2 separate regions of the Mus musculus genome follow, and region 1 is linked to region 2. A link is a loop called in an ENCODE intact Hi-C map of the cell type or tissue named here. Cell type or tissue: left cerebral cortex. All regions are shown on one strand. Each heading gives the region's core, and the rest is flanking DNA. Links, peaks and the distances in the headings are about the cores only.

What was found. Hi-C counts contacts between places; a loop is a spot of excess contacts. Peaks named below come from ENCODE experiments on the same cell type or tissue, not always from the same donor. Only the 100,000 strongest peaks of a DNase experiment are listed, where the experiment ranks them.
Region 1: it touches region 2 in a loop (2.0-fold over the local background); 7 of 42 quality-filtered maps call a loop at or near these places.

What each region holds. Positions count from the first base shown.
Region 1 is chr11:50,084,309-50,086,808 of GRCm38, forward strand. It overlaps Rnf130 (ring finger protein 130), which reads left to right. Exons shown (of 9, transcript NM_021540.4): 4 at 1,433-1,504. Among named protein-coding and RNA genes, the nearest start is that of Mir340, 16 kb to the left of the region's middle. In left cerebral cortex, for the core only: no CTCF peak of the experiment used is centred there; DNase peaks (open chromatin) are centred at 1,178, 1,714 and 2,069; H3K27ac peaks cover 1,187 bases.
Region 2 is chr11:50,020,406-50,026,152 of GRCm38, forward strand. Rnf130 (ring finger protein 130) reads left to right here and starts at 4,926. Exons shown (of 9, transcript NM_021540.4): 1 at 4,926-5,242. The coding sequence starts at 4,996. In left cerebral cortex, for the core only: a CTCF peak has its summit at 4,544; DNase peaks (open chromatin) are centred at 4,582 and 5,544; H3K4me3 peaks cover 1,578 bases; H3K27ac peaks cover 1,461 bases.

The DNA of each region.
Region 1 (2,500 bases), core at 1-2,500, 61 kb after region 2:
AAAATGGTTTGACAATTAAGAGTACTTGCTGCTCCTCACAACCTCCTGCAACTCTGTTGAACTTGGTTCTGGTCTCAGAAAGCATAGACACCCAGCATACATTCACACAGACACACAGACACATATATAAATAAAAAAATAAAGTAAATCTTAAAAGCATTTTAAAGAGAAGATATTCTGTAGACATTTGAAGCATATAGTTTCAGTAGGAGACAGTATTGATGAAGGGTTGTTAATTATAAAGTAGGACAGTACCATCAAACAAAAGCCCCTGTCAGAGATGCATAATGAAACCCAGATGATGAAATGACAAGTTGATATAAGACACTTTGAAATTCTTAAAATACAGGGGGATTGTTATATGAACTTACAAGTGAAATATTGATAGTTAAACCACTCTGATAGATATGAAAATGTTCATTAGATTATTTTATTTTGTATTTTACTCTCATGCTCTCCTGTTTTTGTTTTCTTTGTCAATCCTTACAAAACAGTGTGAGGTCTCCCTTGGTTTTCTTTCCCCTCCCCATTCCTTCAGGGGTTTTGGTTTTGTTTTTTTGTTTTTGTTTTTGTTTTTTTAATGTGCCTCTGCTCAGTTTAAAATACAGTTGTATTTAGAGTGGCTGTCTGAGACAGTTCCAGTTTGTATCTCATCCTGTGTGAACTCAGACTCCCAAAACATTCTGATTCTCCTGTCCCTTGGTCCTTACTAACTTCCCCTGTCCTCGTTTTCCAAGCCTTAGCTCTGGCATCCCTTCCTCAAAGCCTTCGGGGCATGCTTTCCTGTTCCTGACCCGTCTCCCACCACCACATGAGGCGTAGTCTTTGGTCATTTCCTAAGTTCGGGTGGCTTCTTAAGGCTGCAGATTGACTGTCATGTTGTCCTTGGGTTGTTGTTGCTCTTTGTGTCTGTCAATGTTGGATAAGTACAATTTTAGAAAGTATCTTGAGTTAAACCTAGCATTCACCCTTTGCTAAGATCACAGAGTATATTGTGAACTGAGCCAGAAGTAGACTTGATGCCGTGTCTGTCTCCAGTGCAGTAGTGATGACTTAGTGGGGATTTGGAGGTTTCTTTTGCTGTTCGAGTACTCTGGGAAAGCCTCAGGGCGAGAATGAGAGCCCTAAGGGACCCTAGTAACATGGCCTCACACAGTAGACAGACAGAAGGAGCTATGCTCAGATTCCTCTCACCAAATGCACTTTTTATTCAACTAGAATGCAAAATCGATGGTATAGCTGCCAGTTTTCTGAATTTTTACAGCTTTTTCAGAAGGCACTTACATAACATGGCAGAAGTGGTCTAGAATAATAGATGCCATACCTTTAATTATTTAAATTAAAGATCGTGTACTACTTCAGCATCACATACTAAAATGAGGGCTATTCAGAGATCTTCCATTTAATGTCTTTTTATTTTTCATTTTCTTAGCGTCGTCTTGGAGACGCAGCCAAGAAAGCCATCAGTAAATTGACAACTAGAACGGTGAAAAAGGGCGATAAGGTACAGTAATGAAATTACTTTCCTCTTGGAAGTCTCACTCCCGCTTTGCCCGTCTGGAAAGCCTTCGGGCAGTCTCTCGGCTGCCTGCGCTTGAGGAGGTCCTCTGATGTTTTCTGCTGGTAAAGCCTAGCGCACGTCTTCCAAGACTCCTAATGAGACAAATTGCACATAAGTAGCCAACAGAGGTACATTCTCTCCTGCTTCTTAAGACGGCCACATCTGATTTGGGGTTTGTTTCTTCCCAGCTAAATGAAGACTTTAAAACCTTCATTTCTAGGGTGTCTCAGTTAACAAGGATTAGAAAGAACATTTTGTCTGTGTTGAACCTAAAGCTTAAGGGGACCAAGTCAAAGAGATGATAACAAATAATCGCTGAAGCCTTTCATCAACATTTCTGTCAGAGCTCAAATCCCAAATCGCATCTTAGTGTTAGTTTCTACATTCAGTATATTCAAACTTGCCATGAATTAAAAAAAGAAAGAAAGAAAGCTCTAAAGGCAAAAACCCAGACTCTGCCATCCCACGCCCTGTGCTGATATTTTAGCAGAGAGCTCTGGTAGGAGGATTTTGTGTGATTCTCTATTTTCTTTGTTTTGACACATTCTCTTTTTTTACTATTTTTATTCCCATGCCTTTGAATACTGGAGCCTGTTGTCTTCAAACAGCTCCAGAGGCAGAAACATTCTCACTGGGTGTCATTGCACACTGGGAGGGAAAAGACACTTGCAGAAAATAGAGGCTGCATCAAGACAGCTGCATTTAACCTAGACCAGTCCCTGGTAAAAACGCTTTCATGGCTTGGCCAGCTGCTATTAATTCGATATTTCCTGGATTTGGTACAGCCTACTGTATCATTTTCTTCCTATCAAATAATCTTTCCTGTGATTATTAAAACTAATACATTTTTGTGCCCCTCCATTTGCCAATGGTTGACCATATGGCCATGGCTTAGGTTATTGGCATACTTTGTCTTAAGACAACTCTAGTGGAACTCTG
Region 2 (5,747 bases), core at 3,248-5,747:
CTGGGACTTCAGACTCACCTGACCACGACCTAGATCTTTCTAGTCCTTGTCTTTCTAGCAGCAAGTCATGAGGAAACGTGCTGGCTAGTGGTTACCAGTTGCAGGTACTCATCATCAGATTAGAACCTGTTAAAACTAGAGGTGCCAGGAACCTTATTTCATAGAGGGATGCTGACTTTGAGGCAATGGGACAAGCAGATTCCATCCAGTTGACCTGCGGCCAAACACATATGTGAAACACTGGCTTTTATATAAATCACCCCCCAAAATAAGGAAGAAATAGAGGGAGAGGGGAAGAAGGAGCACACAGCATCCTGAGAACATCCTAGTTCCTAGGGACTGTCAGTTTCCGTGGTGAAAATGTTGCCCCGATATCATGGTTAATTTCAGGGAATCAACGATTTAACAACTGTCTCTCTAATTCCTGAACACTTAACAATGGCTCCAGTGCACCCCTGATGTGAGCCCAGGCCTGAGTGCTTCTCTCATATCCCCACTCTTTTCTATCAGTTGTTCTAGAGTTTGACTTTAAAAAAAAATCAATTTCAGAATTTTACTATGTTCAGGTCCTATTTAATTATTACTCAAATAATTTTCTTCAAGAATCCTCCCTCCCTTCTCTCTTCTTTTTACTACCCTCCCCCACATGCATTCTTTTCCTCTATGGTAGGGGATGGAATCTAGGGTCTCTTCAATGTTGGCCAAGTGGGTGATAGCTAAAGACAGGTGATAAGGCTGCCATTGAAAACCAAATCACTCACAGCAAAGGGGAAGATAACATTGAAGTGGGCACTTTAAAACCAGAAGTGGTGGCACACCTGCAATCCCAGCATTTGGGAAGTAGAAGCAAGAAGGTCAGAAGTTCAAGGTCCATCTTTAGCTACATAATGCTTGATCTTGGTGTTTTATCACAACAATAGAAAAGTAACTATGTGTTGGAACTGATGACTCTGGGACCCTAGAGCCTATCTCTGTGAAACCATTTTAGGAACAGGACACACCTGTTCACATCATTCCCAAGGAGGAGGGAGTGAATCTGGGGTGAATATGCTAGCATTAGAAGCAGTTCCTACATGGCTCTGTGTTAGGGGTATAGGCCACCTGTGGCACCCTGAGGATTGGAGGATCCACAGGACACAACTCCAGCAAGCCTGCATTATTGTATTGGACCACCTTCTGTAACAATTTATCCTTGGTCATAGTTTGGGGATGGAATGTGATCAATAACAACAGTGAAGGCCTCAAACACAGAGACCGAGAAGAGAGATTCGAGTTGGGGTAACGAGAGGATAGCTAAGAAAAGGTAGTGGTGCTTCTTCCAGAGCTAAGTATACGCCTGCCCTGCAACTCTAAAGCACACTCTCAGGGATGCAAGACAGCAACGCCCAACCCTGCTGACACAGTGCATTTTCTGTGGCTATAATATATTACCTGAAATTGGGTAACCAATAAAGGCTGGATATGTGTCTGGCTTATAGTTCTGAAGGCTTGGAGGTCTAAGATCATGGCACTATTTGTGGAGGGCTTTCTTGCTGTATCTTATCATGGTAGAAGGAAGATCAGAGCTAGGAGAATAACCAGAAAAGATCTTGCCTCCAACAACATAGAAGGCAAGGACAGACACTCACGGTTGTCCAGTGACCTCTACTTTGCTTTTATAACTAAGTCATTCCTCAGTAACTTACTGGTCCATTACTCCACAAATCCATCAACAGATCGATCTATTCAAAAGCCAGCACCCTCCTGACCCAGTGACCTCTAAATGCCATCAACATATGACATTAGAGATTAGGTCACTACACACAAATGCTTGGGAATAAATATTCAAGCCATAGCAAACAGGTTGTAGCATAAAGCTAGGTGGCAGAGCAATTGTCCTGCATGAGTAAGGCCGCAGGCTCAAAGGTCAACAGCCCGAGGAGAGGACAACAAGGAGGTGTGGCAGCATAGAAACAAAACAGATTTCCCAGCACCCCTGTTTTCCATAGTCCCTAGAGAAAAATCAATAACAGTGCTCATGAATAGGAAAATGGATAAATCAATCATGGAATACTACACAGGAAATAAAAAAGAACCATGACTAAATTAAAATGACAGAAAATTAATTTCAGACATACCATTAAGAAACCAGACACCAGTGAGTAGGTGCTGTGTGGTCCCATTTATGTAAATCAAACTAATCTATAGCCTCAGGAATAAGAATACCTGGGTGTTCGTCACAGGCGGCCAGGGAGACTTTCAGGGTTTTAGTGCTGCTTTTTGTTTTGTTCCAGTTGTTATAAAATGGCTTTCACCTTGGAAATATTTGCCCGGTGTACACACAAGATTTCTGCACTTTCCTACCGATGTTACATTCCTTAGGAAGTGTGTGTGTGTGTGTGTGTGTGTGTGTGTGTGTGTGCTTGTTCACTGTCTGTATGGATGTGTTCAAGCCATGGTACACGTGTGGAGGTCAGAAGACAACCATAAGTGGCTGTCCTTGCCTTCTATGTTGTTTGAGGCAAGGTCTTTCCTGGTTATTTTCCTAGCTCTACTTCGCATCTTTGCACAGAAACTCTGGGGTTACAAACGCGTGTTACCATATGTGGCTTTATGTGAGTTCTGGGGTTCAGAACTTAGGTTCTCATGTTTGCACAGTGATCACTTTACCCCAGAGTCACCTCCCAAGCCCCCAGATGTTACATTTCAACATCAACCTCAATAACTGTAACTCTAAAAATCCAGTGTACTAGTGAATGAAGAGAATGAAAGACAGAAGACATTCACAACCCAGTAAGACTTAATAATTGTTTTTTGGTTCTTCAAGACAGGGTTTCTCTGTGTAGCCCTGGCTGTCCTGGAACTCACTCTGTAGACCAGGCTGGCCTCGAACTCAGAAATCCGCCTGCCTCTGCCTCCATGATTTAATAATTAAAAAGTACAAAATACTAGACAATACAAACGTTGCAAGAACACAAAGAAAAGACACATTAAGTACATTAATGTGGGGGCAGAAAATCAGACTAGGAATTGTGGTAAAAGCAAACTGCTGCTTTTGATAAAATGAGAGCGGGGCTTTGTATGACCAGTTGGGGTCATTTAGAAAATTTAAGAACACAAACGAGGAAGCACAAGAGGAAGAAGAGAAGTTAAGAGGCTATGGAGGAAGAGAAAGAGGAGGAGGGAGAGTGGGAGGGGAGGAGAGGGGAGGAGGAGACAGACTTTGGAAAACTAGACAACTCTCTGAGAGTTTCAGCACTGCCCATGGGGCCATGCTTAGGCTTTGACCCCTGGAGTCCCCCAAGCACTGTTCCATGGGCCTTACACACTTGTCCTTATACACCTAGAGGTAGCAAGCAGATCAAATCCTGACAGACAAAAGCTCTTAATAGAATCTGGGACCTGCAAAGGTGGTAGCTGAGATCTTAGTGGAGCTTGGCAAGAAGGGAATTTGACATGGGACAAACAGGTGATCTAGGCATTCTTATGAACTGAGAAATGGGAAGAGAGACAGGCAAAGAGGTTTAAGAGACAAAGAAAGTGGTAGAGATAGAGAAATGGCCCTGTCAAGGTGGGCATGAGGGTAGCTCACTGACAGGCATCTGAGGGCTCTATTCAGACTTCAGCCCACATCCTCCAGGAAGCCCCCCACACCCAAGTACCCTAAACACTACATTCTCATTTCCCATATACTGTTACACCAGTAGTTCTCAACCTTCCTAATGCTGTGACCCTTTAATACAGTTCTTTATGTTGTAGTGACCCCAACCATAAAATTATTTTCGTTGTTTACTCCTTCCTCTACCCTGGTTTTGTATCAGGTGTGTGTGGACTTCTATCACTTCTCGTCAGGGGCATCAGCACCCCACACACTAAAAACCCTTGCTAATACCATACACATTTTTAGCAAAGGGAAGATTAGACCAACAAATGGGAGGGGAAAGGAGATTCATATTAGAGATAGTCTGATGCAGGCTCCAAACATAGCCTGTGACTCTTTGGCAGGCACCTCCGGGGTCTCATCCTGAGAATAGGTACTGGGGTCCATTTCACCCAGTGAGGAGAGGCCCAATTACTGAAGAAACAGAGCAGAGTCCTTGTTAAATGCCGTGGTACTATGCCATTTTACAAAAAGGAAGTGAAGGCCTGTGGCTCTGGGTATTCTGGGGGCGGGGAGGGGGGAGTGGGGGAAGAGGACCATACCAACCTGATGAAGTTAACATCCGTCTCTAACAGACCTTGCTAACCACTCAGATGCCTTATTGGGTCCAAGTCTACTGGGCCCCAAACGCAAAGGCACTCTCCCGACTGATGTCAATTATTGTACAGCATGCAACCAACCCAGTGGAAATGTTAGCTCTCACAGACATTTAATTTAAAACCTTAACGATTAGCTTAGTTTCTTTTAGTGGTATCTCCAACATCTCTATAGGTTCTTGGAAAGCTTCACAGATCCAGGTCATAGCGGGGTATGAAGCCCGGGGCAGTTCACTGAACCCAGTGCCAGCAAGCAGGTGACTGGACCGCCCCTGGCCCTCGTGCGGGAGGGCGGGAGCAGGCAGCGCCTATTGCGCACGCGCAGCGGACGGGTTTGCGCATCGGGCTTGCGCGTTGCCGCTCTGCTGGAGGGAATGGGGCGGCGGCGGGCACGCGCCTGAGGCGGCGTTGCTGACCCTCCCCGAGCAGTGGGGACCACTCCTTCCCACCACTCCGAGTCCTCTCAGGGGCCCTGTCCGCAGGCCTAGTCCCTGGGCATTCCAGGTGCCCTGACAGCACACGGCCTGACGCGCCGTCCTTCCCCTGAGAGATCCACGGGCGCGCACTCGCGCGCGGGCCGCGGACGTGAGGGCGGCGAACGGCGGAGCCGCGGCGCCGAGGAGGGCCGTGCTCGTGCCCGGCTCGTTTCGAGGCGCGCGCGCGCTCCCGCCGCAGCCCGGGCCGCGCCCGCCCCGCCTCTCAGCACCGGCCCCGGAGCCCGGTCCGCGAGCGGCGGCGGCGGCGGCGGCCGGAGGGACCATGAGCGGCGCGGCGCGAGCGGGCCCGGCCCGGCTCGCGGCGCTGGCCCTGCTGACTTGCAGCCTGTGGCCGACGCGAGCGGACAACGCGAGCCAGGAGTACTACACGGCGCTCATCAACGTGACGGTGCAGGAGCCCGGCCGCGGCACCCCGCTCACGTTCCGCATCGACCGCGGGCGCTACGGGCTCGACTCACCCAAGGCCGAGGTCCGCGGCCAGGTGCTGGCACCGCTGCCCATCCACGGAGGTGAGGCCGGAGCCGAAGCCCGAAGCCGGGCGGGGGTCGCGGGGGCGGCGTGGCCGGGGGTCTGCGCGCCGTTCGGCCGCCGGCCCAGGGGGCTCGAGGTCCTCGCGCTGTGGAGCCTGGCCTGCTCCCCGCTGAGGAAAGAGGCTCCAGAAACCCTGCTGCATTTCACCCTAAAACTAAAAGAGAGCGAGACTTAGAACGTCCTCCTCTTTTTCATTTAGTTAGCTTGTTTACTGGAGGGCACTGGAATGCGAGTTTTCAGGGACAGTTGAGACAAAGGAGGTGGTGCAGGGGCGCAGAACTAGTTCATGGTGGACGAGATGCTTAACCTGTTTTTTGGAATCGGTAGGTTTGTTCCTGAAATCCCACGGATTTAACACTGCAGTGAATCTCTAGGGATCAGAGCCCCCCCCCCCATCTACTCCCCCTCCCCCTCCCTCTCCCCCCAGTAGTGGCTAAGGGGAGAGGGTCCCTGTTGCTTTTGGTTTTCTCTGGCCCCGATAGT